Linked DNA regions of Homo sapiens: region 2 is linked to region 1. A link is an interaction called in ENCODE POLR2A ChIA-PET data of the cell type or tissue named here. Cell type or tissue: Caco-2. All regions are shown on one strand.

Region 1 (4,000 bases):
TGTGAAGGAAGATGATATCTAGCACTTAATTGATATCCTGTTATTCTTAAAAGTCATATGATAAATAGGAATAAAGCTAGCTAATAATTCACCTTTCTATTCCTCTCAGTTGACTACCTAACAGCTAAATACTCTAGCTATTCCCACTGTACAGTCTCATTTACTGTTGCTCCTAGCAACCAATTTATATTTAATCCTGTACAAGATCACTTATAGAGGGGAAAAATTAATGGTGATATCTGAATCACAAAGTAGAAAGGCAAAAAGCCTAAGATTAAACGTGTGTGATTGCTACATATAGAACTCAGTGACTAGTTGGGAGTAAAATTAGTATAGCTTTGCTATTGAGTTGAGCCAATGCTTTAATCCATGCAGGATTTTTATTATCTTTAGAATGCTCCTTGATTCAGCAGGATAGACATCACCTGGGAGCATGTTAGAAATGCAAATTTTCAAGCCCCACCCCAGACCTACTAAAATATGCACTTTGACAAGATCACCCCAGGTGATTTAGATGCACATCCAATTTTGAGAATCTTCTCAACTCTTCATGTCATTTTAAGTGTCTTACTGAGGGAGTCTTTCACCATTACCTTGAGAGACATAAAGAAAAAATGCTTGAAGTCGTTTCCCCATCACTACACAACCCACTTTGTTCCTAACTTCTAAATCCCCCAAGTACAATATGATTCCCCCACAATTTAGTCATCACAATGTGATTATTCTTTGTTTTGACATTTTCTTTGTATAACAGAAATAACAGACATTAAAGATATGACTAACCTCGGGACTAAAAATCAATATTTGCTCCTTTCCTTCTATTTTAAAATCTCTACAAGGGCACTGGATGATTTATTACAGCTTAATTCAATAAACACTTTGGGGCACCTACTCTTGGCCAGGCATTGCTCTGGGGGCTGGAGATTCTGCCCTGCAAAATTCACACTGTATTATGGTAAGCAGCCATATCAACAAAACATCAAAAGTCTCCCTGATTAATTTGCTTCACAAAAAGTAGAAGTAAAGTCTGAGCTGCAATTCTAAGAAAAATTAAGAGTTTGAGTCAGATTGAGAGGGTATTTCAGGCAGAGAAGACAGCATATACATGTGTACGGAAGCAAGGAACAGCTGGGGGTGTTTAGGGAGCTTCAGATGTTATTGGGGTGGGTGAAAGTTTTGGCTCAAGAGATACGCAAGTCTATGAAGATCAAGCTGATTAAGAATCCTTAATATCATTTAGGCATTCCTGTGAAAATTTTTAATTTCTTTAAGGTAGGAAAACTGTAGCCCAGAATTAAATTTTAAGCTCTTTAAAAATATTCAGAAGTCTTCTATTCTTAATTTTCAGAAACATCCATGTAGTTTTAGCACTGAGAACTTGAAACAGTAGCTTCTTTTTAACCACCTAGAACTCTTTATGATTAAAATGTTCCACATAGATCTCATAATTTTTAAACGTTTTGTCTATAAAAATATAGAATATATTTAAACATACCCTTTATGACCATGCAATACATATTTGCATTGTTGGCCTAAGAATTTTGGAGATATATTAAATAAAGACTGCTCTTGAAGACCTCCACGTTGGAAACCATGGATACCATCTAGTGAAAACCTCATTCAGGTATAGAATGTTCCCCACAGCTCTCTAAACAGTGCGGGGGAGAAAAAATATATATATATTTTCCTTTCACTCATCTTTGTTTCATTGGCTAGGGCCCTGCAAATTAGATTGACAAAAGACAATGTGTTAGTCTGCACCGCTATCAAGGAAATACCTGAGGCTGGGTAACTGATAAAGGAAAGAGGTTTCTTTGGATCACAGTTCTGCAGGCTGTGCAAGCAGAGCTGTGGTTTCTGGTGAGGCCCAGAAGGATTTTACTCATGGCAGAAGGTGAAGTGGGAGCAGGTGTGTCACAGGGCAATAGAGGGAGCAAGAGAGATGTCAGGCTCTTTTTAACAACCAGCTCTCACATGAACTGACAGAGTGAGAGCTCAACTCATTACCTCAGGGAGGGCACAAGCCCATGCATGAAGGATTTGCCCACGTGACACAAACACCTCCCACCAGGCCCCACCCCCAACCTTAGGGATCACATTTCAACCTGAGATTTAGAAGGAACACACATCCAAACATATCAGACAGATTAGCAAGAGAAAAACAAACAGAAGTTTATTATTAATAACAAGTGCATTGCACTTACACATGAAAACACTCAGAGATAAGAAACTAGAAGTGGTGGTTAGAACTGGTGGTTATATATCACCTTAACAAAAGAAAATAAATATTTAGAGAAGTGACAACACAAAGGAAGAAAACTGAGTTTTTAGAGCAACAAATAATAGGAAGGTAAGTACATGGAAGAATGAATAGAAAATAAAGCTAGTTAGTCAAGTTTGTTCTGTAGATTCCTCTGGTGCCATCTCTGGGCTGATGAGGTTGTACAATTGTCCCCAGTGACTAACTTCTTTCTTTCTTGGTAGAGAAGCAACACATTTACAAATTTATTTCCTGATTTTAGGCAAGTAGGGGCAGGGCAGAGAGTTTTTCTTATATCTATTTATTGTAAATTGCCTTCATCTCACAATAATCCATATACCAGAGTGGCATATTTGGGGTGGCATATTCTGATCGCCTTTATTGATGCCAGTAGCAGTACTTATAAGGTTGCTAGAACTTAAGTATGTCTAGGGTAAGGCAGTCAGGAACACAGAATGCCACCTAAGAGAAATAATCCATTTCTAGTCCATTCTGTATCTTTACTTAGCACAGTGCTTAACATCGTAACCATTTAGTGCACTCAGAGTGAGTAATTTGAATAATAAATACGCTTAACGCCTCAATCGATATCACTGTTTACATCTTCTTTTTGGCATTGTTTGCTAAGTTTTTTTCCTTTTAAAATATTTGTGTCAATTTCTTGTTTCCTTATAAGAAAAGGGGAGGATGAAGTGTTTGCATCCAATGTGTGATTAATAGTAAATCTTGGAGGAGATGTCATTAACCAATGTGTGGCTAGTAAATCTACTATTACCAACAGCCCTACATCCCAGGATAAGATGGAGGCTGGGATGAAAAGAGACTAGCCTTGGGTCTGGAAGAGAAACAAAACAAAGCATGCCCTGGGAGCTCCCTAATGCAAGTGAGTGAGTGAGTCTGAGACACATCCAGGATCCCCCAGGTACCAAACAGCACAATGCTGGGAGGAGACGTGGGCTCTGCTGCAGGCTGAAATCATGGACTCCAGCTTTATAATCCTCAGAGGAACTGCTCGGAATTTGAGAAGAGTTTTAGGACAACTAAATGGAAATATCCTTTACATCGTAGAAGTGATTTTTTTAAATAGTATTAGTTTCACAAGGAAGCACCTGATAAGAATATAAATAGACACAAGGTTCAACCGCAATGAGTAGTTCTTATACATCTGCATTGTTCCTCACAACCAAAATGCTTTCACATTCTTCGTCTTACTTGGATTCTAAGACCCACAGACTATCTAGAAGATGAGTATGTTTATCTTCATTTTCATAGATGAGAAAACTTAGGCTCAGAAAGGATAAATAACTTACCCAAGGTCACCTAACTTTTAAGTGGCAGAGTCAGATGAAAATCTGAGTTATGATCCTTAATGAATTAAGAATGTTGAATAAAGGGGGCAGGGAGGAATCCTGGTCACAGAGATGTGATGAGAAAGGGGAGATTCTCCTCCTACTTTTTACCCTTTTATGATTATTCTAGAGGAAGATGATGACCATCAAGCTTCAAGCTGGCTCAGTGCAGACCACTAGGTCCTGGGAGATGTTGAGGTGCATCACTGAAAAAAGCTCCAGATCAGCTGAACAATGAGAACACTTGGAGACAAGGAGGGAAACAACACACACAGGGGCCTGTCGAGGGGGCAGGAGGAGGGAAAGCATCAGGATAAATAGCTAATGCATGCAGGGCTTAATACCTAGGTGATGGGTTGATAGGTGCAGCAAACCACCATAGCACACGTAT
Region 2 (4,000 bases), 330 kb before region 1:
TGACATCATTATGTTTTGTTTGTGTGCAACATGCATGAACTAAGAGGCATCCTCCTCAAGAGAAACTACTGAAAATAGAAAATTAATTTTATACTGAATAATGGGGGAGAATATGGCTTCCTTAAGAAAACAAAAACAAAAATCAAACTTCCTTTGTTGTAAAACTACCTATCCCATATTCCAAATTATACAAATTTAGCACTTGATTTTCTCTGGGTCCAAGCCAGCCATACATGATAGGGTAGGCTCTCAGTATCAGATGACTACAGCCTCACGTCACAGTATAAAGCAAGAAAAGGTTCTGTGTCAGGAAAAATAAAGATATACGTTATTTTGTTTCACTGTGTTTAAAATCTGGTATCAGATGCCATATAATGAGCTAGGCAATAGCAGGTTCCTTTTGTAATAACCTGGCAAGACATATTGAATTCTCTTCTGTATTCCAAAATGAGACATGCACGGAAAGAATTGTTCAGCTCCTTTGCGCTGTGGAGTCATTTACCTGTTCAGGATGGCTTCCCGGAGGATTGTAAAGAATGGCAGGCAGGCACTTTTCCCTTGGTGGAAAAATTGCTCATGTAGAGTTTAACTTGTCTCTGTAGCTTCCAACATACTTCTGAAGTGTGCTACTTAGAGGAGAAAAAAAAAGGTGTTTTCAACCCAGAGGTATTAAAAAAAAAAGAAAGGAAAAATGATGTGTGTTTCATCCCATCTAATCCCTCCTATTTCAAAGCAGCAGTGTTTAAAGAGAAGAGCCCTAGCTGCATACTAGTCAGTGTCTTGCCTGGCGGAGTGCAAAGCGGTACCATGAAGAAGTTCTGTCATTTTCCTGCTGTCTAACCTTGGGTAACTTACTTAACTTCTCTGTTGTCTCCATTTCTTCATCTGTAAAAAGGGGGATAATAAGATCTTTATTTCTTAGGAACAAAAGAGTTGACACCTATATAGTCCTTGAACAGTGCCTCTCTCATAGTAAGTGCTCCGTGTGTTAAATACTGTTCCTGAGGCCAAAACGGTGGTTTGGCAGCCTTGGACAAAATGTGTTTTTTCTGTTTCTTTTGCATGTCATTCGTGATGTGACAAAACAGCTATCTACTTCAAACTCTTCTTTTCAGTCAAACCCACAGCCATTGTTTCCCAATTCATAGCAACTTCTTTACTCACATCTTCCAAGATGACAAGGTTCCTATTAAAAGTATGAGTATCCATCCGGGTGCAGTGGCTCATGCCTGTAATCCCAGCCCTTTAGGAGGCCAAGGCAGGCAGATCACGAGGTCAGGAGTTTGAGACCAGCCTGACCAACATGGTGAAACCCGGTCCTTACTAAAAATACAAAAAATTAGTCGGGTGTGGTGGCACGCACCTGTAATTCCCACTACTCAGGAAGCTCAGGCAGGAGGGATCACTTGAATCCAGGTGGCAGAGGTTGCAGTGAGCTGAGATTGTGACATTGCACTCCAGCCTGGGTGACAGAGTGAGACTCCATCTCAAAAAAAAAAAAAAAGTATGAGTATCCAACATCTATGAAACACTTATCAACCACTTTGGAAATCTGCTGAAACAACTTCAGTGAGTCTTCTCTGCCCACTGAATGAAGTGTCAACTCCTTGGGCTTAGATTCAAGTATTTACAGCTCTGATAAAGCGGTCCTCAGCTTTTCCATCCAAATTCTCCTTCTGCTTCCATCCTCAACCTTGACCTACAGCCAATGCAGCCTGCTTATTATTCTGCACACCTAGGCTGTGTATGTGACCTATGTTTCTCTCTTTCTTTTCTTTCTTTTCTTTTTCTTTCTTTCTTTTTCTTTCTTTCTTTCCTTTCTCTCTTTCTCTCTCTCTCTTTCTCTCTCTCTTTTCTTTTCTTTCTTTCTTTCTTTCGTTCGTTCGTTCTTTCTTTTCTCTTTTTTAAGACACAGTGTAATGGTTAATATTGAGTGTCAACTTGATTGGATTGAAGGATGCAAAGTATTATTCCTGGATTTGTCTGTGAGGGTGTTGCCAAAGGAGATTAACATTTGAGTCAGTGGACTGGGAGAGGCAGACCCACCCTCAATCTCGGTGGACACCATCTAATTAGCTGCCAGCCCGGCTAGGATAAAAGCAGACAGAAGAATGTGGAAGGAATAGACTGGCTGAGTCTTCTGGCCTCCATCTTTCTCCTGTGCTGGATGCTTCCTGTCCTTGAATATCAGACTCCAAGTTCTTCAGCTTTTGGACTCTCGGACCTACACAAGTGGTTTGCCAGCAGCTCTTGGGCCTTTGGCCACAGACTGAAGGCTGCACTGTCAGTTTCCCTACTTTTGAGGTTTTTGGACTTGGGTTGGCTTTCTTGCTCCTCAGCTTGCACATGGTCTATTGTGGGACTTCACCTTGTGATCTTGTGAGTCAATACTCCTTAATAAACTCCCTTTCATATATACATCTATCCTATTAGTCCTGTCCCTCTAGAGAACCCTGACTAATACAGACAGGGTCTCACTCTTCTGCCCAAGCTGAAGTGCAGTGTTGCAGTCGTAGCTCACTGCAACCTCAAATGCCTGGACTCAAGTGATCTTCCCATCTCAGCTTTTCAAGTAGCTGGGACTACAGGTGCATGCCACCACGTCGGGTTAATTTTTCTATTTTTTGTAAAGATGGGGTCTCACTCTGTTGCCAAGGCTGCCGTCCTCCCACTCAGCTTCCCAAAGTGCTGGAATTATAGGCGTGAGCTGCCACACACCTACTTCTGTTTTTTGTACCTGAAAGGGCTATTCTCTACGCTTACATCGGTTCAATTCTTGCCTTTTCTTTAAGGCTAAACTTACGTTGTTATTTCCTATGAGAGCTTGTTCTCGATTCACCCAGGCAGAAAGAATCACTTCCCCCTCCGGATTTTGATATCATTTTCTCACGCCTTCCAAATGGAAGATTTTACTCTGAGGCTCACTTACTTGTGTATCCATACAACTTCCGTCAATAAGTCATATGCCTCCTGAGAACTGAAGCTAAAAAAAATGACACTCTCCTTGCCCACAGCAGGCACTTGAAAAATATTTCATGAATCAATGAATCTACCTACCTACCACACAGAAACAGGGGTTTGACAAAAGGTTCCCTTTCCTAATACAATTAGTATAGACATCTCATAATATTCCTTCAGTGAATACTTATTGAGAATCAAACATCATCAAGGTTTGAGATTAAAGTCTGTGATCTTAAAGACTGGGAGACATTTGAAACCTCTTCTTGAAGGCTATATTTAAATAAATAAATAATCGTTTAATAAGCTGTAGCCTTGGACTATATATATAGATAACTGCCTGAGGGACATTCAGGCTGGCTTCACAGGAGAGGTAGGATTTAGACTGAATCCTAGAAGTTTTCCAGATGAAGTCATTGAGAATGGCAACCATGGCTCCATTGAGAATGGAGCAAAATCAATATTCAAGACAGTGAGTTATGAAAGGAGCAGGTAAATCATGATTAGAAGAGTAATTGGCATTTATTAGGCACTTATTTTGTGTCAAGTGCTAAGCTAGTTTCCTTCAATGTCATCATAAACCTAGAAATTAGGTGCAAATATTATTCCCATTTCACCAAGAAGAAACTGTAGTGTATTAGCCAGAGTTCTCCAGAGAAACAAAACAAATAAGAAAGAAGGTAAGAGGGGGTGGAGGGAGAGTTGCACTCAAGTTTGAAGAAAGAATTCGCTCTTCTTTGAGAAGGGCAATCCTTTCTCTTAAGGTCTTCAATTGATGAAATGAAGCTCATCTATATTATAGAGATAATCTGCTTTACTCAAACTCCATCATTTGGAATATTAATCCCACCTCAAAATCACCTTCACAGGAACATCCAGAACAGTGTTTGACTAGATATCTGGGTGCCATGGCCTAGCCAAGCAGATAAAATTAACCATCACATGTGGCCTGTAGAGATCAAGTCATCCTGTCATGAACACCAAGGGAAAATTCATACAGCAAATATGAGGCTGAGCTGGGATTTAAACTTCTACTTGATGT

What was found. ChIA-PET counts read pairs that join two places held together with the same protein. Peaks named below come from ENCODE experiments on the same cell type or tissue, not always from the same donor. Only the 100,000 strongest peaks of a DNase experiment are listed, where the experiment ranks them.
Region 2: POLR2A ChIA-PET joins it to region 1 with 5 read pairs; 2 of 35 experiments call an interaction of 5 or more read pairs at or near these places.

Annotation. Positions count from the first base shown.
Region 1 is chr14:87,520,772-87,524,771 of GRCh38, forward strand. The region is part of intron 3 of LINC02296 (long intergenic non-protein coding RNA 2296); the gene reads right to left. Among named protein-coding and RNA genes, the nearest start is that of LINC02296, 91 kb to the right of the region's middle. In Caco-2, no CTCF peak of the experiment used is centred here; a DNase peak (open chromatin) is centred at 2,000.
Region 2 is chr14:87,187,473-87,191,472 of GRCh38, forward strand. No RefSeq gene overlaps it. Among named protein-coding and RNA genes, the nearest start is that of LINC01148, 280 kb to the left of the region's middle. In Caco-2, no CTCF peak of the experiment used is centred here; no DNase peak of the experiment used is centred here.